Regions from separate parts of the Mus musculus genome. Here regions 2, 3, 4 and 5 are each linked to region 1. The links are chromatin loops, found by intact Hi-C in ENCODE. Cell type or tissue: heart. All regions are shown on one strand. Links, peaks and the distances in the headings refer to the core of each region. The heading gives the core; the rest is flanking DNA. Region 1 has its middle 44 kb from the start of 4933412O06Rik. Region 2 has its middle 41 kb from the start of AW209491. Region 3 holds the start of Gli3 (GLI-Kruppel family member GLI3). Region 4 overlaps Gli3 (GLI-Kruppel family member GLI3). Region 5 has its middle 23 kb from the start of AW209491.

Evidence for each region. Peaks named below come from ENCODE experiments on the same cell type or tissue, not always from the same donor. Only the 100,000 strongest peaks of a DNase experiment are listed, where the experiment ranks them.
Region 2: it touches region 1 in a loop (7-fold over the local background); 26 of 42 quality-filtered maps call a loop at or near these places.
Region 3: it touches region 1 in a loop (2.7-fold over the local background); 4 of 42 quality-filtered maps call a loop at or near these places.
Region 4: a loop joins it to region 1, with 3 times the contacts of the local background. A loop is called at or near these places in 2 of 42 quality-filtered maps.
Region 5: it touches region 1 in a loop (8-fold over the local background); 35 of 42 quality-filtered maps call a loop at or near these places.

The regions. Positions count from the first base shown.
Region 1 is chr13:15,755,500-15,761,955 of GRCm38, reverse strand. No RefSeq gene overlaps it. Among named protein-coding and RNA genes, the nearest start is that of 4933412O06Rik, 44 kb to the left of the region's middle. In heart, for the core only: a CTCF peak has its summit at 2,654; DNase peaks (open chromatin) are centred at 2,245 and 2,725; H3K4me3 peaks cover 1,354 bases; H3K27ac peaks cover 1,112 bases; H3K27me3 peaks cover 1,218 bases.
Region 2 is chr13:14,667,653-14,674,108 of GRCm38, reverse strand. No RefSeq gene overlaps it. Among named protein-coding and RNA genes, the nearest start is that of AW209491, 41 kb to the right of the region's middle. In heart, for the core only: a CTCF peak has its summit at 3,557 (motif pointing left); no DNase peak of the experiment used is centred there.
Region 3 is chr13:15,460,230-15,466,685 of GRCm38, reverse strand. It overlaps Gli3 (GLI-Kruppel family member GLI3), which reads right to left and starts at 2,963. Exons shown (of 15, transcript NM_008130.3): 1 at 2,575-2,963. Gm6556 (a long non-coding RNA gene) reads left to right here and starts at 2,068. Exons shown (of 1, transcript XR_001780862.2): 1 at 2,068-6,456. In heart, for the core only: no CTCF peak of the experiment used is centred there; DNase peaks (open chromatin) are centred at 2,315, 3,025 and 3,505; H3K4me3 peaks cover 3,148 bases; H3K27ac peaks cover 2,743 bases; H3K27me3 peaks cover 836 bases.
Region 4 is chr13:15,554,001-15,560,456 of GRCm38, reverse strand. All of the region lies in intron 3 of Gli3 (GLI-Kruppel family member GLI3), which reads right to left. Among named protein-coding and RNA genes, the nearest start is that of Gm6556, 93 kb to the right of the region's middle. In heart, for the core only: a CTCF peak has its summit at 3,736; no DNase peak of the experiment used is centred there.
Region 5 is chr13:14,649,956-14,656,411 of GRCm38, reverse strand. No RefSeq gene overlaps it. Among named protein-coding and RNA genes, the nearest start is that of AW209491, 23 kb to the right of the region's middle. In heart, for the core only: no CTCF peak of the experiment used is centred there; no DNase peak of the experiment used is centred there.

The sequences.
Region 1 (6,456 bases), core at 819-4,818:
GAGAGGAGAGGAGAGGAGAGGAGAGGAGAGGAGAGGAGAGGAGAGGAGAGGAGAGGAGAGGAGAGGAGAGGAGAGGAGAGGAGAGGAGAGGAGAAGAGAAGACTCAGGTTAGCATGTCATCGCTGCCCCCCCACCCCCCCCCCCGAATGCCAGTCCTATGTAAATGTTAACCTCAGGACACAGAATTGAAAAGAACAATTATACACACGTTTCATGAGCAAACACTTAAATGAACTTAAAACAAACACAGTAAACTGACTGAAGTCCAAGAAAATACAAATAGCTGCTTGGAATCAGCTACTCTTCTGCTGCTGCGACTGGATACCACAACTAAGACTGCTCACGAAAAGCGACTTATCTGGGCCCACAGTTCCAAAGGGTAAAAGGCTATTACCAGGAGGGACAGCATGGCAGCCAATGGTGGCGGGGACAGGAAACTCAGCACTCAAATCCTGAACCACATGTAGAAATCTGAAAACATAAATTTGAAGTATGCATGGCGTTTTAATCTCAAAGCCTGCCCCCCAGTGACATAATTCTTGCAGCTAGGCTGTCCCACCTAAACCTTCCTAAACGGAGCCACTATCTGAGGACCAAGTTTTGAAATACCCATGACTGTGGGAATTTTTTATTCAAGTGATGATATACAGAAGACAGACATAGAGATGGATGTAGCTTTAATGGCGGGTTAATCCCCCCACCCCCAAAACCATAGACTAACCTCCCACCCCTCTCTTCCGCCACCCCCCACCCCCACAGAAAAAAGAAAACAAACACAGTGCCATGCAAGTGATATCTTACTTTGAGTTTTTGGTGGATGGGATTCGAAAGACCCCACAACAACATAGACTTTTACCATTGCTTTTGCTCGCTTGAATAATTGATGTTAATTCCCTATTGCTGAAGACACCACATACTTTGGGCATGGAACTGACAGAAATGAAACTGATACTGACCAGAAAGCATTTTCCTCAGAGCTCTCACACTGTCAGAAATGCTATGAAGGTTCTAGACAGTCCTACCCAACTCTAAATCCCGTGAACCTGCTTGTTTGTTTGTTTTGTTCTTGTTCAGGAAGGAGCTCCAATCATAGTGATCAGATGTAAACACATGAACAAAAGGCCAGTACTAATTGGACTCAGTAAGTCACACACACACACACACACACACACACACACACACACACACACAATTATATACGAAGAGATGCCGCTGAGTGATGGTGGCGCATGCCTTTAATCCCAGCACTCGGGAGGCAGAGGCAGGTGAATTTCTGAGTTCAAGGCCAGCCTGGTCTACAGCGTGAGTTCCAGGACAGCCAGGGCCATACAGAGAAACCCTGTCTCAAAGAGAGAGAGAGAGATGGGGAGAGAGAGAGAGAGAGATGGGGAGAGAGAGAGAGAGAGAGAGAGAGAGAGAGAGAGAGAGAGAGAGAGAGAGAGAGACCAATAAGTTGAATCAAGGCTCTCAGAGACTAATCCTGACTCTGAGATTCCCACTCACATGCGCGTGATTCCCAGAGCACCTGAAGTCAAAGAGATGTTCTCCTGGTGCCCGGTTCCTTCCCTCCCTAATGGGCTCTCCTCCTGACACCCTGGCTGGAAGCTTCTTCCCCCAGACTTTGTCATTTTCCAGGCTTTTGTTGTCCTCTCTCACACAGTATTCTGGATCCAAGGCCCCCGTAGAGAAGGACCCCTTTCTTGCTGTCCTGTTTTCCTCTGGGTAGTAGACACTGGGCCAGCTCTGTCCCTGACCAATCATGTGGCACTAGCCAGCTGACTCCACCTCTCTCCTCTTCTGCTTTTCAGATCTGTTTCCCCCTTCTTCTCCCCACCACCCCCACCCCAACCCCCACCCAACCCCACCCCCAGGACTTGTGGTCACCCATATCTGCCCTCACTCTACATGCTTAGTAGCTCTGGCTGTCCTGATCTCCTCTACATTCGTGTTTGAAAGGTTGCCTGGTCACAGATAAGGCAAACAGTTTGAATAAAGGGAACATGTAAAAGGAGCACCTTGCTAGGCCATGCGAGCAGAAGTGGGCACGAGACAAAGAAGCCTCATTCAATCTTCACTGTCCTTGCGCGGTGATTTGGGCCCACTGTGAAATTAAGGAAACTGGTTTGCCAAAGGCGGAACTGTTATCCACTTAGGCACAAGGCTCCCTGGGGCAGGCCTCATGCTCTATCTCCCAAAGGGCCTGAGGGAAGTCATTTTGCTTGTTCAGAAAGAGTAAGGAAGGGGGAGAGAAGAGGAAAAACAGCTCCAAGAATGCTGAATTGGCTCTCTGCGGGATGCTGCCGGCTGCTGCTTCACAGTAGAGATGCCAAACCGAGCCTAGACCCACCCTGTCAGCAACAGCGCTCTTGTCACAGCAGATCCGCCAATACAGCCTGCGCCACCGAGGAATCCTTGTTTATTTGTATTTCGTGCTAAGAAGAGACTGGCCCAGATCCAGGAAAGCCACTCCACGAAGCGGCGCCCCTCTCCAGCAGCTTCCGATTGATTCTAAACACTACATGCCTGGAATAGTCAAACCAAGACGCTTTTTATCTGCTCACGTAGGTTCTCGCTAACACCCGAGAGGAACGATGCTCTCCTGGGGATTTTGGCAAAGTAAAGCGCGGGCCTGCGGGCAGCCATTCCGCATGTCGCCGCGCGGTGGCGGAAGCAGCACAGCAAAGGGGTTCAGCGAGGAAGCCAATAACTAAACCGTGATTCTGCGCCCCAGGACCTGGGTCGTCCCCTGTGTGCAAAGGGTCGCCCAGAAGGAAGAAGGGGAAGGAAAAAGGACAGCGGCGTCCCATGAGAATGGAGAGTGATGGTAGTGTGTTCCAAAGATGCGTTTTGTTTTGTTTTCTCTGGCTAACACCGGAAATAGAAGCAGCAGAAAAGGGACTGGAAGGATTCTCCCTCTGGCACCGTGCAACAGCAGCTGTTCTTTGATTGAAATGCTCTGTTACCGTTGTGTATGAGGCTTAATCGCCCAAGGAAGCTGCAGCTTCTCCCATTCACTTTCTTCCATATTCTCCCAAAAGTATACGTCCCAGTTAGCTACTCTGTAAAATTCAGTTCTGGTGTCCCCAATCCAAGATTTCTTTGTCGGTGTGGGCTGTGTGTCCAAGCCACAGTCTTGCCCATACATCAGCTTTGCCTCTATGCACCACGCCTTCCTACCCCCACCTACAGAGTGCCTTTTCTAGTCAGCTGGTTCCCTTTGGCATCCTCTTTATTTCATCTTTGGAAGGGTTGCCTATCCATATTGAATTCGTTGAACCCTGTATTTGGAAGCACAGCAACAATGTTCAGCCTTGTCCTGATGCCCACTGGCATCCTATATAATTCATTCTGTCCTGATTATCTTGTTAGGTAGATGAGACAATTGGGGCTCCACAGCTAAAGTAAGTGGTAAGTAGAAAGGAGCCCCCCTCTCCATGTCCAGGTAACTCAGGCACTTGCCTTTGCCCTCAGAGAGGGGCAGCTTTGTCATCAGGTTCCTCTGACCAGTTATGGCTAGGACTTCATTTCCTAAGCAGGATGAAGCTATGTTCTGGCATATTCTGAGAGGTTCTGGACAATGGATCTATATCCCCAACACCGCATCCCGACTATCACAATCATACTCCATCCTCTCTCTCTCTCTCTCTCTCTCTCTCTCTCCCCCTCTCCCTCTCCCTCTCCCTCTCCCTCTCTCTCCCTCTCTCTCCGTCTCTCTCCCTCTCTCCCTCTCTCTCTCTCCCTCTCGTGTTCTGCTACATGCCACCTGTCTAAGTGTTCTGGAAGGCCAGAGAAGGCCATGATATCCTCTGGAGCTGGAGTTACAGTTGGTTGTAAGGTTGCCCAGTGTGGATTCTGTGAATCAAACTAATGTCCCGTGCAAGAATAGCAAGTGCTCTTATCTGCTGACCCATCTCTGTAGCCCCCTTTCACTCACTTGTTAAGTGTTGTTAGTAAGATATTATTCTGTGAAATTAAAGATTAGACACAAAGCAGATAAGGCGCTGCATGTGCAGTAGAGTTTGTTTAGGAGGTGCTGTCTATCATTCTTCCCCGACGTGTGTTACCAGGTATTCAGGATTACTCATTCTGTAACTGGAGAGAGATGCAGCCAAACTCCAGCAGTTCTGTGGAGTTACTAAATAAACAGTACAATTCAAAACCATGTGGCTGAGGACATTAACTACACAGGGATAATTGAAGGTTAAAACCTAAGAAACCTTAAAGTGGCTCATTCTTTGACAACATCCCAATGAAGGCGTGTCCCATGACCCTGGCCCTGGTATATTCCTGTCTCCACAGACCTGGATGGAAGAAGTTGGTCTCCAAGGAACTTTCTCTAGTTGTCCAAGAATGTGGGACCTCATGGTTGGTTTCAGTATGTGTGTTCATGTCTCTTTGCACAGCCCACGATTGGGCTGGCTCTGCCAGAGCCTCATTTTCATGATTTGGTGCCACACCCTGGACTTATATGTTAATAACACTTAAGCCTAACCAAGACTCTCCCCAGCAGTTGTAGAGCAGGGCTAAGAACCATGTTTTTCAGATAATCCTGAATGGAGAGCTTAGGTAACTATGACCCATCAGTTCACCAGTCCAGAGTGTCTGAAATGGACCATGAGGTGAGGGCTGACAGATGGAGTATGGACCAGGTTGAGAAAACCATTAATAGATCACATTAAAGAGTAGTTGTGGTTTTAAGGTCACCTCAAACATCTCTATTCTAAAGGAGCCATGTGCCAATGTTTTTGTGAGACTATTCCGTCTCTTATAAAACTCACCTCATTAGCTCTTATGGTCTACAGTGGAGCTTAAAGCACCAATCAGAGAGGACCTATTATTTGGTGGAAACTGTACCAAACAACGCGGTGCCTTACTTAGATTTTGCTACCACAAATATCCATATGTGCCCTGCTACGTTAAATCGCCTCAGAAAGATCAGATAGCTTGCTCAGGGTTATACAGAGCAAGTTCACAATAACAGTCGTTAACAGCCAAGCCCTTGCATGCTGTGGGATCTGAGATGTGTGCTCTGCATGGCTCATTCATCTTGTCCTCACAACAAGCCTTCAGTGAGGGTTCATTTATCATCTGAACACATCCCTGTCTGTCTCCTGCGGAGCCCAGGAACTGAACTGTAGCCACCTACGGAGTTTGACCTGGACTCAGTTCTTTCTGAAGGCTGCACTCTTTTGACTGCATCTCCACTGCATATCCTCCAACATCACTGCCCATTTTTCACTACCATCACTTTTAGAAATAGCCATCACACAGTTAGGAGTTGCCTTTGTCCACTTCGGGACCTCATGCTCTGGGTGAAAATTGTGAGGATTTTACTGATATGCGAACAATGTTGGAAGCAAAACTTTTCAGCTTCATTCCTAGCTGAAAAGTTGGAAGCCACAGATTCACAATGAACAGATCCTCAGAAGAAAAGACAGCTTATTCACAAACACAGAGGAACACTTGAGAATGAGTAATTCACTGAATAACCACAAGTAAAGGTTAACATGTTGACTTAACAAAAGGTCTGAAGACAAAAATTTGGTAGATGAGAACTGAATGAGGTTTGTTAGCATTTTTTTTTTCAGTGTTCCAACACCAGAGATCAGTTGCTGCCCTGCCTAGAGAATCCTCTGACTATGTGGGAGGAAAGTTGAAGGAACTGACTCTACTTTAGACAAAGAGTCTTAGAGATGAGGTATTTTTGTTATTACTGTTATCACCCATCACTGGTTCTTTGGTTGATTGGCTGGTTGGTTTTTGTTTTGTTTTGCTTTGCTTTGTCCTTTGTTTGTTTGTTCCTTTAGAAGACCTCAACCTTTCCTACATTTCAAGCTTTCCAAGTAATTTCAGACAAAATTCTGGGCTGAATGTTGCAGAGAAAAGACACAGGTTAGAGCCGAGCGCTCGGCACAGGAACAGATGAAAGGCGGGTGCAGGCAAGCATCTCTGAGTCCGAGGACAGCCAGTTGAAAGGTCTAGCTGGGCTGAACTTGGTCCTAAATAGTGAAGCGAGGTCAGTGGGTCAGTCTGATTGGCTTTCCCAGATCTCACCTTTAATGTCTTTAGCAATCACAGGCATCAAAGTCAATATCAGAGACTATGGGAGATGTGGGCTTCTGTGAGCACATACCTTTAGGGTGTGACTACAGGCATGGAGACTGTCTAGGTCTAAGCCACTTGTACAAGCTCTGAAGCTGCCCGGATGTGGTCTAGAGAGATCCTTGAGGTTCTTGGTGAGTTTCTTGTACACAAGACAATGTGGTGATCTGCGAACTAAAGTTTTAGTCTCGGTGACATGAAGTCAGAGAGGAGTGAGGCAAGTGGAAAATATTAAAGCATTATTGCCAGCTATTGAAGGAAACTAGAAGTATTTAAAATTTAGCAGAAAGTGACAAAGATAGAAGGATCTAATCCTGCTTACTAACTCTGTAGGATCTCAAAGATAACAAAAGA
Region 2 (6,456 bases), core at 1,192-5,191, 1.1 Mb after region 1:
AGGCACAATATGATTAGTGGAACAGTGAGCCCTTTAAACTGATTGGTCTTCGGGGAATGAGGATGTAGGGGCTTACTCAGCCTCTCCCTCTGGCCTATGGGCTCTCTGACCTGTCTCTTCCAGGAGGGAAGGGGTCTGGTGGAATTTTCCAATGGCTCTGAGCTGACCTCTTCAACCTTTTTCCCTTACTGCTTTTAATATTGTTTCTTTGTTTTGTGCATTTGGTGTTTTGACTATTATGAGACAGGAGGAATTTCTTTTCTAGTCCAGTCTATTTGGAGTTCTGTGGACTTCTTTTATGTTTATGGGCATCTTTTTCTTTAGGTTAGGGAAGTTTTCCTGTATAATTTTGTTGAAGATATTTACTGACCCTTTAATTTAGGAATATTCCCTCTCTTCTATACTTATTATCCTTAAGTTTGGTCTTCTCATTGTGTCCTGGATTTCCTGGATGTTTTGGGTTAGGAGCTTTTTGCATTTTACATTTTCTTTGACTGTTGTGTCAGTGTTTGCTATGGTATCTTCTGCACCTGAAATTCTCTCTTCTATCTCTTGTATTCTGATAGTGATGCTTGCATCTATGACTCCTCATCTCTTTCCTGGGTTTTCTATCTCCAGGATTGTCCAGATAGATCTTGATATAAGAAGAAAGGAGCAAGTTTAGACATTGAATTCCATTAGCATTTATGAGCAAGATATTCGTTCATAGAACCTTGCTTACCAAAATTTTGGAAATCAGAGATATATACATCTGGAAATTCTTAAAATAAAGATAGTCTCTATTCATAAAGGAAAATTAACTTTCATACTAAGTACTTAGTACTTATTGTCATACTTTTTTAATATTTCAGCCTATCTCTGAAATTATTTTATTCAGAATATTTAAAGCTACTTTAATATATAATTTGTTGAATACAAAGACACTAACAGGTTCTCAACAGGCATGTATTTAAGTTACCTCTGAAGGTACAATGGAGAGAAACTTGACTCTTCTTTGCTCTAGATCTAAAGTCATAGACCACTGAAATTTTATAGTTTGAAAACAAGGTCTCTTTTTTGGTACACACTTGATTTTCATCTGCTTGAAGTACTTTTGTCCCCTAATAAAATAAAAGAACCTGCATTTTTATATGAAGAATCGACTGGCTGTGGTAGGAGACTTTCATTCTTCACCCAGCTGTTTTCAGGACATTAAATAATAATATTCGATACTGCATTAGCATAATGACAACAAGCACTGACTTCACTTAGGACCTTTTAGTATTCCTCATCTAAATTAACAAGTATACCACACCTGCAGGTGGTCTCACAGCATCCAAGAAGCAGGAAAGCACTGTCTAGAAGTTGAAGCCCTAGAAATGTTCCCAAGTTTTCCTCATTTCTTAATCAACACCTCTCAAAAGAATAAGTGTGGAGCTGGAGAGATGACTCAGTGGTTAAGAACTCTAACTGCTCTTCCAAAGGATCTGGGTTCAATTTTCAGCATGGCGGTCTATAACAACTGTCTTTAGCTCCAGTTCCAGGGCATCTGACATCCCCACACAAGTACATATAAAATAAAATTCAACAATTAAAATAAAAAAGCTAAAAGAAAAGAAATAGCAAATATTCAACATTTTTCCAATGAATAAAACTACTATGAAACCTAACCAAGTGGATGCTTGTGTGGGAATTTGAAATCTAGGGTAGCTCCTGAACAGAACAGTTATGAGTAACTTGAACTTTTGAGTGAAGTTATCAGAAAAATGTGGTAGGAGATGAGCATCTATATGTTCATTAACATCTAGGGCAATCAGTGCTCTAGAAATAGGTCCAAAGATTTATACTACATAGCTAGCTAGTTTTCTAAAATACCAACTAATAAGCTCTATTATACCTAGTAATTACAAATTTGAGTTCTAAATATAATCCAGAGCTTAGCATTTTGGATATCCATGACCCACATATTTAAAAACTCTCCCTGTCTACACTAAAGCAGAAATTTCTCTCTGGAGCTTGTTGTCCCTAGTGTAGAACTGGTATTGATGCTCTGGCCTAGAAGTGAAATACCAGACATTCCTATGTCATTGACCAGAACTAGTCACACAGTTCTAGTCTATCACAAATGGCCAGGAAATATAAACTTCCTATAGGCAGGCAAGACAGAGATCTGGAGATATTGAGTTAGACTTAATAATAAATAAAGGAATAACCCTGAAGGCATCAAGGGGGGAAATGTGAGATTTCATATCACCAGACCTATGGAATTACAAAGTGGTGTACATGTAAGAATATCAAACTGGGATGGGAAGGTGGCTTAGTGAGTAAGACTATTTGCTAGCAAACATGAGAACCAGATCCCTGCGTCCTCATAAAAGCTGGATACAACTGCAGACATCTGTACCTGTCACAGTCAGCAAAAGGGCAGAGACAAAAGAATGTCTGAGGATTTGGTCAAGCAACAAAACCAAAAATTGGAAGCTCCTGGTTCATCAAGAGACCCTTTATCAAGGAAATAAGGCTACAAGTGATAGACAAGAACAGTCTGTATCTACTTCTGTCTGCAAGTGGGTGAGCATGTATGCCCACACACCTATGCACACATATGCACATCATATAAAATAACATATGCACACATAAAAATAAAGTTATATAAAATAAAAAGGCCAAGTTGTACCTAGCCTCGTACTGCTTATAAGCTGTGGCGATTAAGTATTTGTCTTGTGGTTAAGTTTATACAAGATAACTCAGTATCTGTCACACAAGAACTCAAAAAAGCAGTGGTGGAATAAAGGACCACAAGAACACTGGTTAATCAAGAAGGAATAGAATCATAGAATGCTTATCTATTGCTCTTCTTATTAAAATGACCCTGTTTCCTGGAAAGATGTGAGGTTCATGCAGAAGCCACAGAAAATTACCAATTGTTTATTTTCCTGGACTTAAAAAGTGAGGTCCCTCAGCCTCATACAAACAAGGCTGCAGACGGCCAACATATTGGACAACAATGGACAGCAATCCTAAAGTTTGTATGTTGTTCGTGTGAAAAGAACCCACCTATCCTGGAAATGTTTCTGCCCCCTTGGATGGAGACCTAGATCAAGCATTCCCTGTCCATGTCCCTCCTCAAGACTTAGATGCTAATCTCTGGTTGTGGATTTAACTTTAGCACTGAGTTAATTTATATTGCTGAGACTTTGTTTCTTCTTCAACATTGTTAGTTATCTCACTTTATAAATGAAGGAACAAAAAGGAAACTTTGTTGAAGTACAACCTCATACCATGATTTTACAGTGATGGCAGGAATGGGATGCAGAGTTTACAAGGCTCCCTTGAGATCAATGATGAAGAGAGGCATGGACTTCCCCTATCAAAGGCATAGGGAGATTTGGAAGAATTGGAAGATCCTGTTGGGCAGGATGATAGGCATGTTCTAGACATGACACTATATGTAATCAAATGCACAGATCAGGCTGTCTGACATGTCCTTTTTAACGTTTTACAAGGAGAAAACATGAATGTACAGTGAATTTAAAGGCAATTCCAATTCAGACAGAATACTCCCTCTGGTGGCTGCAGCATATCCGAATCTTAACAGCATTAACCAATTGCACTGCAATGCAGAAACCAGGCTAAGAGCTGAAATCAGGACATGTGTGTTCTTGGTTATTAACACTTGGAACAATGGGTGACAGTTTGAAAAGCCAAAGGACAAAGAAGCAAGTGGCCTTTGACCAGAGAGGACAGCACTTGTGACATAGATTAAGACAATCCTCAAAAATAGATCCAGAAAAAGGACATATAATAGCTGCAGTTAACTTAAATTACCTCCTTCATCTTTTAACCAAAGTATTTCATAACCAAAGCATATCAGCAAATATTACATCTAAATGTCTTAGAGTGAATAGGAACCCAAACTGAGTTTTTTCTCAAGAATTTCTCAGCCCTATAGACATTGTTTATTTGGAATGAATTCCCTTTCCATTATGGATATACAGCTCCGGGTCAGAGCTGTAACAATTTCCAGGGAAATGGGGACTGGGGGGGGGGGTGTATGTTCTGTGTCTGTACAGGAGACTTCTATCATTTGAGTGGATTTTTCATCAAAGTCAAAGAACATGTAAATATTGCACATGCATACCTTATGGATCTGAAATAGATATTACACATACACAATCATATAACTGCATCTATACCACAGACATATGCACACACAATCATAATGGTTGCCACAGACATATGGCCAATATCCATATATTTCATTAAATTATATTAGATATTAATATATATAACAACACATGTGATCATATAAAATCCATGGTTCTGCTATATATTTATATATAGTTACCCATATACCATACATAGATACATCTCTTTCATCTGTTATATGCACACACAAACACATATTCATTCATACTACTCACACACTCCTACTCACTTATCACACATTTTAAGCAGTCATAATTACCATCATCACACATACTTGAAAACTCATGAACACATCATACACAAAAAACAAACATCTTTTTATTGTGTAAAGATTTAAAAATACTATGCTTCAATAAAAAATTAGAAGTAAGAGGGCTAGAGTTATAGTTAAGAGATAGAGAGCTTGCCTAGTAGGTGCAAGGCCTTAGGTTCAGTTCTCAGTGTTACTAAAAATAAACTCATAGTTGCATTTAATAATTAGTCTATGTTCGGTCCAAAATAGGACATCATTATCACATACACCCATCACAGCTCAAGAAACATTATGGAAAAGAAGGTAGAAAAAATGAAAGGAGAGTGGGTAGGAGTGCTGTGACATGATGTTTTCTGAACATGACATGACCATTGCATTCATTAGCTCAGTGCAACCATGGTTACCTGCACAACACAAGCACAAAGTCAATACAAAAAGTTCAGACAACATTCCAATGTGCAGCGTTCACTGGGCTCAGGAGTGATAGGTAGGTAGGTAGGTAGGTAGGTAGGTAGGTAGATAGATAGATAGATAGATAGATAGATAGATAGATAGATAGATAGATAGATAGATCAAATAAAGAGAGGACATGAAGAAAAATGAAAAGGAAACCTGCTGGGCATGCCTGGAAGAGGGGAGAGAGAAGTTTGGATGCATATAATCAAAATGCATTGTTTACGAGTTTCAAATTCTCAAAGAATAAATAATAGATATCTTATATTTTTAAGAAAGAAAAGTCTATGGAGACACTGCCAGGCTGTTTTAATTCGTAATCAGAAGAACTGGTAAAAAGAGAAGTGTAAGAATGGGAAGATTTTAGCCAGGTGAATGAAATCTGTATTTCTAACACTTGGAAAGCTAAGGTAGGAGGTCGGATAACAGAGTGGGTTTCAGATCACTGTGGACCTGTTTGATAAATAAATTCTAAACAACACAGGATATCATTTAAAGGCAGAAAGTGGGAACAAAAGTAATAAAGGTCATGCAGAAACATGATCATAGAAATTGAGTAAGTCAGTTACCCCAGGAACAACTCAGAGATCCAATTATGTCTTAAGTTGTGTCTACCTGGATTTTTCCTGTCTACCTTACCACAGATCAGGGTGAGTTAACTGCAGATGAGCATCCCCTCTTTACAAGCATTTTCTGAAGACTTGCCCTGGTGAAGACAGTGGGGTAACCTAGAACTACTTAGGCTGATCAATCTAAAGGCTAGAATAGATGCCACCCCATAAATGGTAAGCAAGATAAAATTACAAAAGCTCTTTTGATTTACAATTCACCTCCAATACCTATTGAGGCTCAGTTCTACTCATGTCTTTTTTTTTTAACTAGTAACCCCTCCATAGGACTGGCCTAAAAGAGGCATCTATTTGAAGCAAGCCCCAATTAAATGGTTTTCTTTAACGAAGACACTTTCTTTACAAACTAGCCCCCCTATCTAATATTCCCTGAGTAAAGCAACTTAGCTGACTTACAAGAAATAAACTTTAAAAATACCAACTATAAATGTTTCAAGAAACTCAAAGAAGGCTATGAATAAATGTCTGAATAAAGATCATGAAAACACACACACACAACTCAACACTTGAGTGGAATCATGACAATTCAAGATATGAAAATAAATTTAATAAAGAGATGGAATCTCAAAAGAAAAACGCAAAACTGAAATAAAACTTAAAATAAAAATCCAGGGTATCAATGCAAAAAATGCACAGGAAACACAGCCAGCAGACTGGATCAAGTAGAAGAGAGAATTATCAAGTATCGAAGATAAGGTAGAAAAAATAGATTGTTCAGTCAAAGAAATGTTAAATAATTTTAAAAAAGGAACACGATATCCAAGAAATGTTGGATACTGTAAAGAAGACCAAATCTACTAATAAGTATAAGAGAATGATAAAAAATACACATCACAGGCATGGAGACTATTTTCAACAAAATCAATATCATAGAAGAAATAATCTGAGAAGAGTTAATCAAAAGAGGTCTAAGAAAACAACATGATTGCAATA
Region 3 (6,456 bases), core at 1,588-5,587, 300 kb after region 1:
ATGCCTTACGGGGGACTCACTTCTAAATGCCTGAGCCCAGAGGATGCCTGTAACTCTTGCAGCATGCAGGTAATTAAGAAAACTTCACTGGCTTCAAAACAAAGGAGAGTCCAACTTTTAGGCCTTGGAATCCAATTGTTAAATTAACAATGCTTTCATTAAGTAAGCAATGAAATAACGCGACAGAGTTATTTTTCATCAATGCTGAATTTTCTCCTTTGCAAATTAGACATACAATAAAAACTGTAAGGACACTGGAGTTCAATCAAGGAGTGTGTAAAAAGCACAGGGAATTGGTAGGCATCTGAGCTAAGCCTGCCAGTCTATTAGCAATAAAGCAATCTATATCTTTTAAAGTGTTTCTGCCTGTGTGAAATTTCAGCAGACACCTCTCACATTGAACTTATTCATGCAGCTAAACCCAGCCTTCCCTAGGCTGACTTTAAGAATTACGTACCCTGAAAGGATCTCCCCTTAGGCGGAGAGTTTCTAATTAAATAGCTTTTAGTGTAAAATAAACTCTCTGCTCTGTATAAATATGCAATTTCAGCTAATTTAAATGTTATTTCATGTTTGTTTTAAGGTCTGACTATAATCTAACTGGCCACAGAGCTCGTGGACCAGATTGTTAAAGCCAATATTTCCTAACATAAACAAATTCTGTAGATACTCTGCACAGTTTACATTGTTAAAACCAATCTCCACTGCTTTAATATATCCTCTATTGCGCTGCCTTAGAAAAATGAAGTGATTCTGAGGTTATTTCACTATTTTAAAACAGCATTTTCCTGCTTCAAAATAATCTTGACACGTGTAATTAAGAAACTGTCAGACTATTATTAATTTTTAATTTAAAACCCAAATGAAATAATTACAGGAATCAATCAATAAGGCACCTATTCAAATTACAGAGCAATTACATAAATACTCAAAATTAATACTTTAGGCCAGTTCTTGAAGAATTCAGTCTATAACTCGTGAAGACATCAAACAGTGCAAGCTTGTGACATGAGAACGAAGGAAAGGTTTCCCCTAAAATAGACTAAAATGAGATTATTTCAGATGGCAGAGCACAGTTCCCCTTCCCCCAGCCATGCCCAATGCTCTCAAGCTGCAACTCTTTTTCTAGAAGTTATTTCCACCAGACACATATTTCAGGAAAAGAAAGAAAGAAAGAAAGAAAGAAAGAAAGAAAGGAAGGAAGGAAGGAAGGAAGGAAGAAAGAAAGAAAGAAAGAAAGAAAGAAAGAAAGAAAGAAAGAAAGAAAAGAGAAGCAAGCTAGCTAACCAGCCTGCCGGCCTCATCCAAGTTCTGCACAAAATCATTTAGAAAGGGGAGTGGGGGGTTAATCACTTGAATGTTCAGCAGAGTGCACGTACTGGGCTGTGAAAAGCTGTAATTGAGGAGGAGAAGGAGAGGAAAAGAAGGGCACGAGGTGTTTTTGGAACTAATAATACCAGCGGGGCTAATGGCACTGCCCCTGTATTTGCACAGCGGCCGGCCCTCCATACCTCGGACTAAAGAGTTCTTTTACTTGAGGACGACAGTCCATCATTTCAAACTGAAGTGGCAGCTGGAAAATGTGGAACAGCTGGCACAGAGCTGGGAGAAAATGTTTTACATAAATATATGTACATATAAACTGGCAGAGGGCCATGAGCACTGTACCCAAGGCCAGAATCTACAACCAAGTTGGGGGAGGAGAAAGGGTAAACGCGGTGCAGGAAACTTCCCTAAGTGGTCTTTACACACACACAGCCAAGAAAGCCTGGGGGGAGGGGGGGTATGGCTTGGTACTCAAAAAGGTGCACTCCGGGACACAGGCACAAAGTTCACAGAAGGATACTAAGTTCATCAAAGGATAATAAGCAAAGGCCGGGCCGAGTGTGAGGGCATGTGGCCATCTGCTGAAAAGTCGCTTCACCAACTATTCAAATGTATGATCAATATTAACTCTGCCACATCCTCGGGGTCCCACTGCAACTCCAGAAAGTTAAGTGTCCCCAGCAGAGTAGAGTGATCCGTACCCAACTCTGCTCTGTGCAAATTCGGCCTCTTGGTTACCGCAAGGGCCACGGCTACTTTTCTTTCTTTCTCTTTTCTTTCTTTCTGCTCTACCTCTGGAAAGGAAGAGACAGAGTTCCAAATCACGCACAGATGGCACAACTTTCACTTTTCCTCTCCCACCGCGGAGGCGCGCCCTCCATCCGCTCACCCCGCACCCCCACCCTCAGAAGTGAAGGCGGGACCCTGGAGAGCGGGGCAGCGGCGGCTCGGCGCATCCCCAGGCGCTGCGCGCAAGCCAAGCTGCGGCTTGCGGGGGCGCGAGGACCAGCCGCAGCTCCGGACTCCCGGAGCTCTGCGCAGCACTTGGCGAGAAGTAGGCACGGACGCCGCCGCTGCAAACTTGGTCCGCGCGCCCTGGGGCAGGAGCTCTGCAGTCCGGAGAGCCGAGACCCGATCCCCGAGAGCGCGGGAAGGCGCGAGCGCACACAAGCCGCTCCGACGCCGCCGGGAAGCTCGACAGGGAGGGCTGCGGGGCCCGCAAAACAAAGAACTTCAGGCGGGACGTACCTGCGGCTTTGGCTGTCAGGTCCCAAATCCACAGACCTGCGCCGGCGGAGCGGCAGGCGGACTCGGGCTACCGTGGATGGCCTGACTGATCCCAGCGTGCGGCCCCGGCGGGCATGGTGTGGCGTGGGCCGGCGACGGGGCGAGCGGGCGAGGAGGGGAGCGGCGGGCGGGCGGACGAGTGTGCGGGCGCCGGCGGTGCGGCCCGGTCCGCTCCCTCCCGCCGCTGCAGCCCGCGCATCAGTTTCAGGGATCCTGTAATCTGATCCCTCTGAGTCACCGGCCCTGAGTGACAGTTCTGATTTGGTTCAACCGCGGGTGGGAGGAGAAAGAGAAAGAAAGGAGCCCCCCGACCGTCAAGTCGACTTTTCAACGACTAAGGGCCCGTCCAGGCCGAGCGCCCCGGTTGCAAAAGTTGAGCTCCGCCGCGCGCGCCCTTCGCGCTCCCCTCCGCGCGCTCCTGCGCTCCTCCTCCTCCCCGCCCTCCTTCCCCAAGTTTTCACAGATGTGGTCAGACTCTGCTCTCCTTCCCGGCTCCTTCTTCCCTCGCGCGCCCCCACCCCCGCCCCGTCCCTCTAATTTCCGCCACTCGGAGGAGCGCTGGGGGGGACGCGCCGAGCCGCGGGACGACGCCGCCGCCGCCGCCGCCGCCGCCGCCGCAGGGGGCGAAGTTGGTTTAAAAACTTGGGAAGACTGCTCGCCTTACTTTGCTTTCCCGCTCCTTTCCAGGCCGCGCCCGGCGGGGTCCCGCTCCGCGCGCGCGGATCCCAGGGCGCTGCGCTGAGGGGCGGCACTGAGGCCGCGCGTCGGGCCGGGCAGGGCTGGCGCGGGCAGCCGGGAGCCACGCGCTCCACCGCCTCCGCCCCTCCCGGGTCCTCACACAGACACATCCAGGCCTGCTCCTCCTCTTCCCCCTCCTTGACCCCGCGCCCGCGCGGCGCGCCAGGCCCCACCCACCCGGCAGGAGGAAGGGGCCCGCGGGTGATGTCACCCGAGCCCTCCAGGCCTGCGCTCCCGCGCAGCCGAGCAGCCGGGGCTCGCGCGCTGCCGGGCGCTTCGCCCATGCCGCCTCTCTTCGCCCCCCCCCCCCCCAACTCCGCTCTCGGGCTGGACTCCCCTTCCTTCTCTAGAGACCTCTCAGATCGCCACTGCCCCACCCCCGCACACCTCCTGGTACTTTTCCCTAGGCCAAGCCTGAAACTTCCTCTCGCGGGATGATGCTTTTGAAAGTTGAAGACTTTCCTCCCCGTTGCGTTAAACTCCGTTTGGGACGTCTCGCCGTACAGCCTACTGTCCCCGTGGGCCACTTTGCAAAGAACACAAAGACCCGAGCTGGGAACCGGGACTTGAGCTGAGAACCCTGACTTGCACGGGGTTCTTTTCCTTAAGATGCAGAGTGCCTGTCCTTGGTTTCTTTTAAAAGACCCATGTTACTTCAACGGGCCAGTGCACTCATCTCTCTCTCCCCATCCAGGTACTCACCCCAACCTGTTACTTGAAAGGGAGGATTTCAAGGGGGTGGAAGAAAGAAGAAAACCCAAGAGACATTCCAGAATACCGGAGTAAGCAGTTGGCCCACCAGGAGTGCCTTGGTGCTCAGGGTGCTCTGTGGCAGCCGTCTTGAAGGCAGAGTGGGTGGATGAATAGCTATAATAATTTGAAGAACATTTTGAAATTCACGTGCTAAACTGGGGAAAATTTTTAACGGAATTGACAGTGTATTCGTTATTTGTTTCTGGTGACTTGTTGCTTATGACAAAGACAAAAGCAGAGAGTGACTTAAGCTTTCAGTGTGGGGCTCCAGACACTTCTTAGCCATTTTTAAGCTTTCTCTCCGCTACAACACTCTGTAAGGCAAAGAGTGAAACATCCTTCACTCATCTCGGAGTGCAGGAATATCAACAGAGGTAGCCCCAACCCTCCCCTCAGTAACTGGCCCCAGGCCCCAGAGTATTCCCTCAGCCTCTGTAGACTCTGAGCCCACAGTAGATGAGCGAGAAAATGCAGTCCTCCTAAGTCCCGGGACGGCTATGGATCTCCAGTGAGATTATACCTGCAAAGTTATAAAAGACGACATCGTGTGTGAGAACTATTTTCCTTTTTGGTATTTCAAGTTAGTCAGAGGGATGGTGTGTTTCATTAATGTCAGATACATTGTTTCTGGCATTTGGGGCTGCTGCTGCCTCCACCGCGAGAATGTAAATACTGCATCCTGATAGTTTTCTCTGCTTATCCAGTGGCAAAAGGGACAGCCCATAAATCACCGGGCATAAAATATAAATTTTGACTTTTACTTCTTACAGTCTCGCAGCACATTCTGAGTCATAAAGATCTTGATTTGGGGTTCTAAAAAACACTGGAACAAAGAAAAACATTGCAAAGCTTCCTTCCCACCACGCTATCAGAACTTAGCTAATAACCAAGAAGGAACTCCGCTTTGCATCCTAAACTTTGATTCCCTCACCTTAGGAGAGGTGGGCAACTCAGATTGGCTGACAAACGCATGCACGTGAACATGGTTTACAGAAATGGTAAAGAAAAAAAAAAAATTGCCTCGCTGTGAGTTAAATAATGTCATGGAGTTTCAATACATGTTAGCTTCATAACTCTTTTGCCCAGGGAAATCTTGGATACAAATCCCAAAATGAAACAAGAGGAATTCTTGAAGGTGGGGTGTCCTTAAAATTGGAACCTTAAATCTTATGCATCACCCACCTCCTGTCCTGCAGAGGCTCCTAAGTTATCTCTTAACTCAGTAGAGGGACTTCTGTTAATTAAGGAGCCATTAGGTAGGATGCATAGGGAAGAGACTGTTCCTTAATCCATCTGAATCCCACTCTTATACAGTCATTCCTGCCTTACCTCATCACTAGTCATTTCAACTACAAATCTCTTGGGAAATTTTAATGTCATAAGTCCTCTATGTTAGTTTTTTTTGTCAACTTGACACTACCTAGAGTCATTTGGGAAAAGGGACATTCAATTGAGAAAATATTCCATAAGATTCACCTATAGTAAATTTTTTGATTAACAGTTGATGTGAGAGGGCCCAGCCCACTACGGGGCAGTTTCACACTTAGGCTGATGGTCCTGGGTTATATAAGAAAACAGGCAGAACAAGCCACAGGGAACAAGCCAGTGAGCAACACTCCTCTATGGTCTCTGATTCAGTTTCTGCCTCCAGGTTCCTGCGTTGAGTCCTTCCCTTAGTGATGGACTGTGATCAGGACTTGTAAACCAAACAAACCCTTTCCTCCCTAAGTTGCTGTGGCCATGGCCACAGCAACAGATACCCTGAGCTATACTCACAATATTTAAACCTTTAAGATGGATTTATTTTCCATAATGAGGCAAGAGACTTAACAACCCTCTTGTTGGTTTGTCAGCACTGCTGTAGCAAGCGATTATGCAGTTGATGGCTTAAACAAGGCAGGCACTAACTTACATTTCTGAATGCCAGGATGCTAAGTCATAGTGTCGACAGGGCCAGTGTTTGCCTGCAAAGTGTGGGGAAAGCCATCCTTGCCTTCACAGGCTTCTTGTAGGAGCCCCTGATCTGCTTGCTATTCCTTGGCTTTCGGCTACTTCCCATCTCTCTGCCTGGGTGATCTTAAGGCATTCTCCTTGCACTCATCTCCTCTTATGGAGTTGAGAGCTGTGGCCTATGCCACTTCAGTCTGACTTTGTTTTGACTAATTGCATCTACAGCCTTGTTTTCAAATAAGCTAGTTTTCTGAAGTTCCTGGGATGAGCACTTCTTTTTAAGAAGAAGAGGGCACAAGTCAACTCAGCAACGTTGACCCACAGGGGTTTGTTTGGAGGCCTGGGCCTCAGAACACTGGTGTTAAGATGATTGAAACCATTACGAAGTGGAATACACATTGG
Region 4 (6,456 bases), core at 1,473-5,472, 200 kb after region 1:
TGGATTTAATTTTGCCATGGAGCCAAAGCGAAGTTGTAAAAATCCCCCTTGGAATCAGAAATCACCCTCATCAGACCTGAGCCTTTCATCTCACCAGTTCAAACCTGTCGATATGTGACTTCATTGTTTTCGTGTGTTGTTTCATACTTTCTCTCCCGAAAATATAAAACCAAGAGCTGAATGTAGAGATCAATTAATGGGGGGAGGGAGGCAGAAACATATCTAAGGCGTCCATCCCTCTGCTTTCTCTTAAAAGCTTGTAATCGTTTTTTCATAGTTTGGAGACTTCTTTGGCTAAAGGTTGCTCAGGGGATCACAGTCGCTCTGCACGTCTCGACGCCGTTCACTTTCCTTACCTTGCAGACACAGAAGGGGCATTGTTATAGCATGTGTCTGGATTACACAGAACCGAATCTAGCTCTGTAAGTCTCTGGAACGCAACTTTAGACACATGGACACTAACAGCTCATGGATACATTTAATGCAAACAGCAGCCCTAGCTGCAGGTCCCTGAATAAGCAGAAGATGCCAGAGGCTTCCTCAGTTGGCGCCACAATTTTTTTCCACTCAGTGTCTTTCTCCAGTGACTGGTCAGGAGTTGCCATGTCTGGCTTCAGCCTGTATAGGTTTTGTCATAAGCTTTGTCATCCACATTGTCTTTTTCATCTTTTCTCATAAATTACCCTTCTGGTCCCTCAATCATTTATCTGAGATGCCAAAGTCAAGAAACAATGAAGTGTCCTGTCCATCTTAGTGAGACCACTGGACATTTAGGTGTCCCCTACTTTGTAACCCTCCAAATAAAAACCCCAAGTATTTAGCTAAAGTTGGTACATTGTCCCTTACATTTCCTCCCCTGCTGATGCAGGGAAAGGTTGCTGCCCTACGAAAAGCCACTGAGAAGGGCAGATTAAGCGTCACTGAGTGACCTTGATGTTACCTGTGGCTCTATGTACAGAAAATGTATAAAGAACACCAGTTATTGTGCCATTTGTTGATATAGCAAAGTCCCTAATACATTGTCACTGTTCTTTAGAACTGGAGGTCAAATAATAGGAGATCTTTGGTCCAAAGAGGCCCTGTGTTCCCAGTGCTACTACTGTAGCATCAAGAGAAACCAGTAAAAGAGCACAATTGGGGGAACAAAGTAGAAAAGCCATGCACCCAGGACCTCCCTCCTTCAGCCCAAACCCCAGGCCTGGAGCTCAGCTTCAGGAGGTCTACCTGACCCTCAATTTCTTCAAGGTAAAATGAGTTTCTATACAAACAAACAAGCAAACAAACAAAAGTTGTTTAGTGAGGTCCTCAGAACAACGATTAGCCAAGTAAGTACTTCACACAGGCGCCTACTGTGATTGCTAATGGAGCACGAAGAGAACCCAGAGCCTTCCTATAATTAAGTTATATGTAACCTCACTTTCTTTGAGAAAGTATTAATTAACTAGAAGTTCCTCATGATCCTCCACATCATACCCACTTGAACACAAAGGTAAAAATGACCAAAATTAGGGATGAAGAGATGACTCAGCTGCAAAGAAGTCACACCTACTTCTCCTGCAGAGGACTTGAGTTTGGCGCCCCATGCCATGCCCTGAAATTCAGTCCAGAGAATGTGATTACTTCTCTGGACTGCACAGCTACCACATTTGCATGCGTGAGCTCACATACACACACACATCAAAACATAAATTAAGATATTTTGGTGGTGACGGGGGTGGGGGTGGGGGGTAAGAATGACCAGAACCAGCCGCCCAAACACTAGGATGGAGCCAAATAACAAAAAGAACCACAAGCCTCTTCATCCTAGTGTTGCACCCAGACAGCACCCCAAAAACACCTGCACCCCAAGTCTACATAAAGCACTGTCATTACTCCATACTACGGCCTTAAGACAGACAAAGTTTCTAAGTGTCCTCTAGTTAGTCAGTCTGACACAGTGCCCATCAGAACTGGCCCTTGCATAGATTTGGACCATCTTTGAAATTGCCAGTTATTAATCACAAGTGAAGAACCTCAGATTTTAAGTAAAACTGGGTTCACACCTTATAAAACAGGCAACTTTTTCAGCTCCCATGGGCTTTGATATCCTCATCTATCAAAAGAGAAGTCTTGACAACATCTCATGAAATACGTAAATTTAGAAGTTCAAGGGTAGAGGCTATGTTATAAAATGTTTTTCGGGGAGTGGGGCTCCATGTCTGGGCCACAGTGTCTGAGGAGGGAGCCTCCTAGGTGGGCAGCTACATTAGCCTGCTAGGTATGCACTCTTTCTACATTCTACCCACCCCTTGCCAGATGAACCGAACCTCCCACTTGTCTCCGCAGACCATCCCACTTCATGGCCAGGACCACACTTGTCCCTTCTTAGCACACTTGTCCCTTCTTAGACTATCACTTCAACTTTGTGGCTTCTGGTTCCTGAGCAGGGTGCCCCCCACATCCACACTCCCACACCCACCCACCCACCCACCCACCCACCCCCACACACACATTCACAGCAGCAGCAACAACAGCAACAGCACCCATCACACATCTCCAGCTGCACCATCCACAGGGGACCATCTGTTGTTCCTTCTTGAGGTCTCTGGTATTCGGTATGTGTCTCCTCTCAGCAGCTTTGGGAGCAAGGACATGATATGGCAAATACTCTCACAGTGTCCCCATCCTGGACAGTGTCTCACTCACAGCAGACTCTCAAAAAACTTAGTTTTTGAAATGAGGAAAATTTTCAAGTGCTATATGCTTGCACAGGTCGTGTCAATGTAGTCAACTAGGGGTACTGGGTCCTAGAAAGGAATCTGAGAAAGGTGTTTCAAACTGCTTTGTCTCTAGGTAATCAATTTACAGTAATGTAATAGATACATAATGCTATCAAAATATCAATGACAAAGGGGACTATATAAAAAAGCATCCCCGCTGGGCGTGGTAGCGCACGCCTTTAATCCCAGCACTTGGGAGGCAGAGGCAGGTGGATTTCTGAGTTCGAGGCCAGCCTGGTCTAAAAACTGAGTTCCAGGACAGCCAGGGCTACAAGAGAAACCCTGTCTCGAAAAACCAAAAAATAAAAACTAAAAAAAAAGATATATAAAAATCATCCCCTAGATGTCTTTTTGGGGGGCAGGGGGAGGAGCTGCATATTAGATAAGTAGGCTTTGTACAGGGTTGAAATGATCAATCCACATAGTCCAGAAGGTCTCCTGGAGGAAATGACAATATAACAGTCTTGTGGCAAAGAGGTTAGAAGAGTAGTCTAGAGAGAAAGGAACATTTGCAAAGGCCTAGAGACCAAAGGAAGTTCTAACACATGGGGGCCTGGAAAGAAGCCTTTGTGGCTAAAGGAATTTTAGTAGTGGGGAGGGGAAAAAGAGAGTCAGAGTTGGAAGGGATCATAGTCCTTCTGGTAGGAAATCAGGCCACAAGAAAACCACCATATTATGCACTTCCCTTCTAGGCCCTGAGAACTGGAGGATGGGAGTGGAGTGGAGGGTGGGGGAGAGCATTCTTAACAAAGGGGAGAAACAGAAACGAGGAGAGGAGCCTGAAATCCTGCCCAATTTGAAAGTAGAATTAGCCCAAGAAGGCAAGTCAAAAGAAGAGGGGCTGTTTGTTTCTCTGCACCCCTATGTACACTTCTCTGCTTCTCTTTATATTTCCTAGGAAACAGGCTCCTCCTTCAATTCCACCCTCCAGTCAGAGTACAATCAGCATGTAGATTTGGGTCCCCCCAGTGGACAAGGTAAACACCCGCTCCCTAGAGTGGGCTCCCACTGACCAGTACAATGTCTGCTGATTAGAACCAAGACCCCCACAGGGAGGCCAGTGTCTCCTCCTCCAGGGTTCCAGCATCTCCCATCAGATTATTTTAGGCCAGGGGGATTGAAGGCTCATTCCACTAATGTGAGTCTTTGTTCTTCTTTTCTCTGACATTTTGGCTACCGAATCCCCCAGCTTCATCTCCCAGCCATTGCTGGCACCATCTCCAGCTGAACAAAGGTCCTCCCTACAGTTTTTCTGGCTTGACTGTCCTATGCTAACTCGGGAGCTTCCCAGTCAAACAAACACAATGGTTTGAGTTTTCTCATTGTGAAAATGAGATTCTGAAGGTAAAAACTGTCTTCATGCAGAATACTTAGTTCTTTAGAAAAGCGAGCACATGATTTCCCATGTCTGGGACTTGTAATTTGGGTTCAATACACTGTGATTATTGGGGTCATCTAGTACATACAAGAGCAACAGTTGGAGAACAAGGGAAAGTGCCACTATGTTGTCTTCATATGAAAATATAAAATGCTGCCAGAAGTGGGAGTGAGCAGTCAGCCAGGCAAGTCCCAGAAGGTAAGCTGTGGGATTGGGGGACTAGGTAAATCCTCAAAGCAGGGTAAATGCAAGTCTCTAAGGCAGAGAAACTCCCGATTTGCAATATCCAAGTTACCCAGAGGTTTGTTAATTCACAAAAGCCATGTATCGAGAGTCTTTGGGATCAGCCTGGATTTGAGGCTGAGCAGACAGCTCCTCAAGACATCGGTTTGTCAACATCTCTCCCATGGTGAATCCACCCTCTGCCCAAAAGATTTCTTTAGCTCCCCCTTGGATAGCACGCTTTCTGTGGCCTCCTAGCCAGTGAGAATGTCCCTTGATCTAGATTTGTCTTTCCTCCGGTCTTTGCCTTAGAATTGCATGGCTTTTACCTCCTTCAGAAAGTTTTCTGGGCTGAGGACTGATACCCAGAGGAAGCTAAAGAAACCTTTGTGGGCAGAGGGTGGCTTCATCTTGGGAGAGACAAGGACAGAGAGATGTTGATAAAACAATGTCCAGAGGAGCTATGTGTCTCACATACTCCTGAAGGACACCAAACTGTCTTTCCCTCAAGGCCTTCTCAGTGACTTTGTCTGCTGGTCTCCATGATCCACAGAATCAGGGGACTGCTCTTTTTGTTCAGTGTTTTGCAGCACTTGGGCCATTCAGTAAGTACATGCTCACTTAACAAATGACAGACACAGTCAAAAGGCTGGACAGTCAAATCCATCAATAAGAAAAAAATTTTCTTCTCTTTGTTCTAGGATGAGGACATTCATCTGAAATAGAGGCCAGTGGGAAATTTCAGTCCCCCCCAAAAAAGGATGGCTCTAGGAAGGTGGAAAAGATCTTATTTACTGGAGACCAAAACAAAGCCCAAATAACTGAGAAAGTATGATACAAGGACCTAAACTGTTATCAGGCCACCAGGACTGCAATAAAAGACTGAATTTTGTTACTCTGTATTAATCTAAACTATGAAAAGGCAGAAGAGAGAAAATGGAGCCCTTTCATGGAGAAGTGTGAGGACTCAGCACAGATTTATAGACACAAGATCAAGAAAGCCAAAGCAGGATGGGAGACACGGCTTTCAAGAGACATCAAAGGTAACATTCTTTAATTATACAAGAAAAAGGAGGAGGGCCATGGATAATGTTGCTTCCATTAGAAGCTGGAAATGGGCAGGAGTCATTGTTTTCATGCTTCAATCCAAGGTTAGAAAGAAGGTAGATAAACAGAAGGACTGGAGGGAAAGGACCCTAGGAGAGGGCTGTTTGGGCTGGTGTCAAATTAAGAAGGATGTAAAAAAATCACGTGACAATTTTAGAAAACTGTATTCCTGCTCCTGAGCTAAGCTGTGATGGGAGGTCTCATTAACATCGACTTCACACACACCGGACAAGGATCACTAGGGACATTATTACCAAAATCGAGAATTACTGTGGTTACTGAAGAAAAGGGCAAGCAGCACTATGCTTCCCTCGGCTTCAGAAAAAACACCCACAGTCCCATCTTGCATGAGTGTCACGTCAACTAAGACAGGCGGCTCTCCTGTGCTAGTTGCACAGTATTAAAAAGGCTTTCATATACCTTCTGTGTATAACCTGTCAACTAATTCCAAAGGTCTACAAATCATCTTTCATGGGAATCCCAGCAACGTTATAACTCTATATAGAAGGGGCTGTACAGCACATAAGGACTAACCCTAAGATAACAACAGAAGGAAATACATCTCTTCCAGTTTCCACACAGTAACCTCTGTCGGGCACTTAACAGTCCCTGACTATACTCCCTGCTACGGTAGAATAGCGGCCTTCTCCCCAGCCTTCCCCAAAAAATCTGGTGAACATAAAAGCCAAGCACAGCCTTTGACCTGATCACATTATTCCAAAAGAGATGTGGCTTCAGTGGAATGACAACCAAAGGGAAAGCAGTAACAATGTGTTTAACTAGAAGACTCCCATGGCTCTTAGGTGTCCAGGATAGGAAGGCATTTTGGCAGACAGTACCTGATAGAATCATGTCTAGCTGCTCTAGGAGAATCACGCACATGAGCAGAACCAGAAGGCAGAGAGGATCAGAGTCAAGGTCCAAGGGAGCCAGTGCTGACTGATGTGAAGGGATGTAACTTGGAGGTGTGGGAGGGGTTAACCATCTTAT
Region 5 (6,456 bases), core at 1,444-5,443, 1.1 Mb after region 1:
TGCAGAATTATTCATCTCTGCCTGAAGCTCTAGGTTACTATCATTTCTACCTAGAGTGATTGACTATAACATACATTTCTCTTGAATTCATGAATGGCCTTCACTTTAATATTATTGGTAACATCTAATTTCTGGATATCAAGTGGGCTCCTACTAGACCTTGCCAGGTCACTAAATATTGGTTTAATCAAGGAAGGAAGAAAGAAAGAAAGAAAGAAAGAGAATAGTAAATAAAGAAAATAGTAAGTACTAAGAATAATTGTGGAAATGACATTATGAATTGCTTGCACCAAAGAAGCAGACCCTGGGGCCTCACAGTACTCATACTGGGGCCCACAAGAGACCATTGTCTTGTGCTCTGAATCACAGTACCCCTGGCAGGATTTTCTTCCTTGTCATCAGGGGTACCAGGCATCTCAAGCTTAATGTGCGGTGTCTCCAACACAAAATCTCAGATGTAGAAGAAAACATAGAAGACATTGACACAACAGTCAAAGAAAATGTAAAAAAGCAAAAAGCTCTTAACCCAAAACATCCAGAAAATCCAGAACACAATGAAAAGGCCAAACATAAGAATAATAGGTATACAAAAGAGTGGAGATTCCCAACTCAAAGGGGCAGTAAACATCTTCAATAAAATTAAGGATAAACTTACCTAACCTAAAGAAAAAGATGCCAATAAACATACAAGAAGCCTACAGAACTCCAAATAGAATGGACCAGAAAAGAAATTCCTCCCATCACATAATAACCAAAATGCCAAATGCCCAAAACAAAGAAAAAAATATTGAAAGTGATAAGGATCAAGTAACATAAGGATAAACCTACCAGAATTACACCAGACTTCTCAACAGCAACCCTAAGAGATCCTGGGTAGATATCATACACACCCTAAGAGATAAAAATGTCAGCCCAGACTACTATAAGCAGCAAAACTCTCAATTACCATAGATGGAGAAACCAAGATATTCTGTGACAAGACCAAATTTAAACAATATCTTTCCACAAATATATCACTATAAGGGATAATAGATAGAAAACTCCAACACAAGGCAGGAAACTATACCCAAGAAAAAGCAAGAAATTAATCTTTTTACAACAAACCCAAAAGAAGAGAGCCATAAAAACCTAATTATTAGACTCAATTCCCAAATAAAAAGACATAGACTAATAAACTAGATATGTAAACAGAATCCAGCATTTTGCTGCATACAGGAAACACAACTCAGAGACAAAGACAGGCACTACCTCTGAGTAAAAGGCAAGAAAAAATTTTTCAAGGGAATGTTCCCAAAAAACAAGCTGGTGTAGCCATTCTAATATTGAATAAAATCAGTTTTCAACCTAAGTTATCAAAAAGGGAAAGGAAGGACACTTCATATCTATCAAGGGAAAATTCTACCAAGATGAACTCTCAATTCTGAACACCTATGCTCTTAATGCAAGGGCACCCACATTCATAAAAGAAACTTTACTAAAGCTCAAAACACACATTGCACCTCACACAATAATAGTGGGAGACTTCAACACCCCACTCTCATCAATGGACAGGTCATGGAAACAAAAACTAAACAGAAACAGTGAAACTAACAGAAGTTATGAACCAAATGGATTTAACAGATATCTGTAGGACATTGCATCCTAAAACAAAAGAATATACCTTCTTCTCAGCACCTCATAGTACTTCTCCAAAACTAACCATATAATTTTTTTCACAAAACAGGCCTCAACAGATACAAAAGGATTGAAATATATCCCATGCATCCTATCAGACCATCAAGGACTAAGGATGGTCTTCAATAACAACATTAAAAAAACAAAAAACAAACAAAAAAACAGAAAACCACATAAACATTGAAGCCAAACGATTCTGTACTCGATGATTACTTGGTTAGGGAAGAAATAAAGAAAGAAATTAAAGACTTATAATTTAATGAAAATGAAGGCACTGCATACCCAAACTTATGTGACAAAGTGAAAGCAGAGTTAAGAGGAAAACTCATAGCTCTGAGTGCTTCCATAGAAACTGGAGAAAAGATACACTAGCAGCTTAAGAGCACATCTGAAAGCACTATACCAAAAAAGAAGCGAATACACACAAGAGGAGTAGACCGGCAAGAAATGATCAAACGCAGACTGAAATCAACCAAGTAGAAACAAAAACAACTATACAAAGAATCAACAAAACCAGGAGCTGGGTTCTTTGAGAAAAATCAACAAGATTGATAAACCCTTAGCCAGAATAATTAGAGGGCACAGAGACAGTATCCAAACTAACAAAATCTGAAATGAAAAGGGAGACATAACAACAGAAATTAAGGAAATTCAAAAAAAAAATCACTAGATCCTACTACATACTCAAACCAACTGGAAAATCTAGATGAAATGGATGATTTTTCTAGACAGATAGCAGGTACCAAAGTTAAATCAAGCATACATAAACTTTCTAAACAGTCCCATAACCCCTAAAGAAATAGAAGTAGTTATTAAAAGTCTCCCAACCAAAAAAATCCCAAGACCAGATGGATTTAGTGCAGAATTCTATCAGACCTTCAAAGAAAATCTAATACCAATACTCTTCAAATTGTTCCACAAAGTAGAAACAGAAGAAACACAACTTAAATCATTCTATGAAGCCACAGTTAAGCTGATACCAAAATCACACGAAGACAGAGAACTTCAGACCTATATCCTGTATGAGTATCAATGTAAAAGTACTCATAAAAAATTCTGGCAAACCAAATCCATGAACACATCAAAACGATCATTCACCATGATCAAGTAAGCTTCATCCCAGGGATGCAGGGATGGTTCAATATATGAAAATCCATCAAAACAATCTTCTACATAAACAAACTCAAAGGAAAAAAGACATAATCATTTCATTGGGTGCTGAAAAAGCGTTTGAAAAATTACAACAACCAAAAGTAAAAGTCTTGTAAAAATCAGGAATTCAAGGCCCATACCTAAACATAGTAAAAGCAATACACAGCAAACCAATAGCCAACATCAAACTAAATGGAGAGAAACTTGAAGCAATCCCACTAAAATCAGGGACTAGACAAGGCTGCCCACTCTCTCCTTACTTATTCAACATAGTATTTAAAGTTCTAGCTAGGGCAATTAGACAACAAAAAGGATATCAAAGGGATACAAAATGGAAAGGAAGAAGTCAAAATATCACTATTTGCAGATGATATGATCATATACTTAAATGACACCTAAAATTCCACCAGAGAACTCCTAAAGCTGAAAAACAACTTCAACAAAGTGAATGGACATAAAAATAACTCAAACAAATCAGTAGCCTTCCTCTACTCAAAGGATAAACAGGCTGAGAAAGAAATTAAGGAAACAACACCCTTCACAATAGTCACAAATAGTATCACATACCTTGATGTGACTCTAACCAAGCAAGTCAAAGATTGGTATGACAAGAACTTCAAGTCTCTGAAGAAAGAAATCAAAGAAAAACTCAGAAGATGGAAAGATCTCCCAACTGCTCAGTGGATCAGCAGGATTAATATAGTAAAAATGGCCATCTTTCTGAAAGCATTCTACAGACTCAATGCAATCCCCATCAAAATTCCAAACCAATTCTTCATAGACTTAGAAAGAACAATTTGTAAATTTATTTGGAATAACAAAAACAAAACAAAACAAAACAAAAACAAAAACCAGGATAGCGAAAACAATTCTCAACAATAAAATACCTTCTGGGGGAATCAGCATACCTGACCTCAAGCTGTATTACAGAGCAATAGTAATAAAAACTGTATGGTCTTAGTACAGAGACAGGAAGGAAGATCAATAGAATAGAATTGAAGACTCAGAAATGAACCTACACACATATGGTCACTTGATCTTTGACAAAAGAGCTAAAACAATCCAAAGAAAAGAAGACAGCATTTTAACAAATGGTGCTGATTCAACTGGTGGTCAGCATGTAGAAAAAATGCAAATTGACCCATTCTTATCTCCTTGTACAAAGCACAAGTGAAAGTGGATCAAGGACCTCCACATAAACTGAGAGACACTGAAACCTATAGAGGGGAAAGTAGGGTAGAGCCTCGATAAGGGCACAGGAGAGAAATTCCTGAACAGAATGCCAATGGTGTATGCTGATCAAGAATCAAGAAATGGGACCTCATAAAATTGCAAAGCTTCTGTAAGGCAAAGGACACTGTCAATAGGACAATAAGGCAACCAACAGACTAGGAAAAGATTTTTACCAATTCTACATCTGATAGAGGGCTAATATCTGATATATACAAAGAACTCAAGAAATTAGACTCCAGAGAATCAAATAACCCTATTAAAAGATGGGGTACAGAACTAAACAAAGAATTTTCAATTGAGAAATACCAAATGGCTGAGAAGAACCTAAAGAAATGTTCAATGTCCTTAGTCATCAGGGAAATATAAATCAAAATGACCCTAAAATTCTACCTCACACCAGTGAGAATGGCTAAGATCAAAAACTCAAGCAACATCAGATGATGTGGAGAAAGAAAAAACACTCCTCCATTGCTGGTGGGATTGCAAGCTGGTACAACCACTCTGGAAATCAGTCTGGCAGTTCCTCAGAAAATTGGAAATAGTACTACCTAAGGAGCCAGCCATACTACTCCTGGGCATATACCCAGAATATGCTCCAACATATAACAAGGACACATGTTCCTCTATGTTCATAGCAACCTTATTTATAATAGCCAGAAGCTGGAAAGAACCCAGAAGTCCCTCAACAGAAGAATGGATACAGAAAATGTGGTACATTTACATAATGGAGTACTACTCAGCTATTAAAAACAATGACTTCATGAAAGTCACAGGCAAATGGATAGAATCTGAAAATAACACTCTGAATGAGGTAACCCAGTCACAAAAGAACATACATGGTATGTATTCAATGATAAGTGGATATTAGGAAAACAGCTCAGAATACCCACAAGACAACTCACAGACCATATGAAGTTCAATAAGAAGGAAGATCAAAATGTGGAATGCTTCAGTTCTACTTGGAAGGAGGAACAAAATAACCATGGGAGGTAGAGGGAGTAAGGGACATGGGACGGAAAGAGAAGGGAGAGGGAAAGGGGAGCAGGATTGGGTGTGGGAGTAGTTGGGGGAGAAATACCAAGTGTCATGAATTTTAATGGAGGTATGTAGCAGTGAGGGATGGGAAACTGGGGGTATCCACTAGAAAGTTCCAGATGCCAAGAAAGTAAGAGGCTCCCAGATTATAACAGGGATGACATTAGCTGAAATACCCAACAAAGGGGAGAGAGAACCGGTAGAGACTACATTCAGATGTTAGTTCCAGTCCCTGAATGAGGGATGGGGCCACGCATCCATCTCAAAAATATTAACCCAGAATTGATCCTGTCTAAAGGAAATGCAGGAACCAAGAGTGGAGCAAAGACTGAAGGAAAGGCCATCCAGAGACCACCCCACCCAGGAACCAATCCCATGTGCAAACACCAAACCCAGACACTATTGCTAATGCCAAGAAGCACTTGCTGACAGGAGCCTGGTATAGCTGTCCCCTGAGATGCTCTGCCAGAGCCTAGCCAATACAGATGGAAATACTCACAGGCAACCTTTAGACTGAGCACAGGGTCCCCAATGGAGGAGTTAGAGAAAGGACTGAAGGAGTTGAAGGGGTTTCTAACCCCATAGGAAGAACAACAATATCAACCAGCCAGACCACCCCCCCCCCAGAGCTCCCAGGGACTAAGCCATCATCCAAGACGTACACATGGAGGGACCCATGGCTCCAGCTGCATATGTAATTGCCTTATCTGGCATCAACTCAAGGGGAAGCCCTTGGTCCTGTGGAGGCTTGATGCCCCAGCATAGGGGAATGCTAGGGCAGTGAGGCAGGAGTGGGTGTATGGGTAGGGGAGCACTTTCATAGAAGCAGGGGCAGGGGGGATGGGACAGAGGTTTTCAGAGGGGAAACCAGAAAGGGGAATAACATTTAAAATATAAAGAATTAAATAACCAATAGAAATAAATAAATAAATAAAAATACACAATTAGGCCTTGTACACTACTAAATAAAAAGCCTAGTGCTAGGAAAGGATTAACTATTTCTGGATTGTTGGCAAATAGGGTTCCATAGAATCCCACCCCCAAACAATCAGGGTATTGACTATAATACTGTTAGTTACCCTCCAGAACTTGTCAGTAAGACCTATTCTTGAACATATTATATACTTGAGTAATATTGTTGATGGTGTACATGAATAAGCAGATTCTCTGAAGCATTTTCTCTGTAGACAGTTGAAATTCTCATCAATTTTTAAAAAATCAAAGTACTCAAAACCCTCTAAAAGTTCAGGCTGAAGAGATGGCTCAGTGGTTAAGAACGTAAGCTATTCTTTCAGAGGGCCCAGTTTCCATTTGCAGCACTCATGTGGTGGCTCATAGCCATCTATAACTCCAGTTACTAGA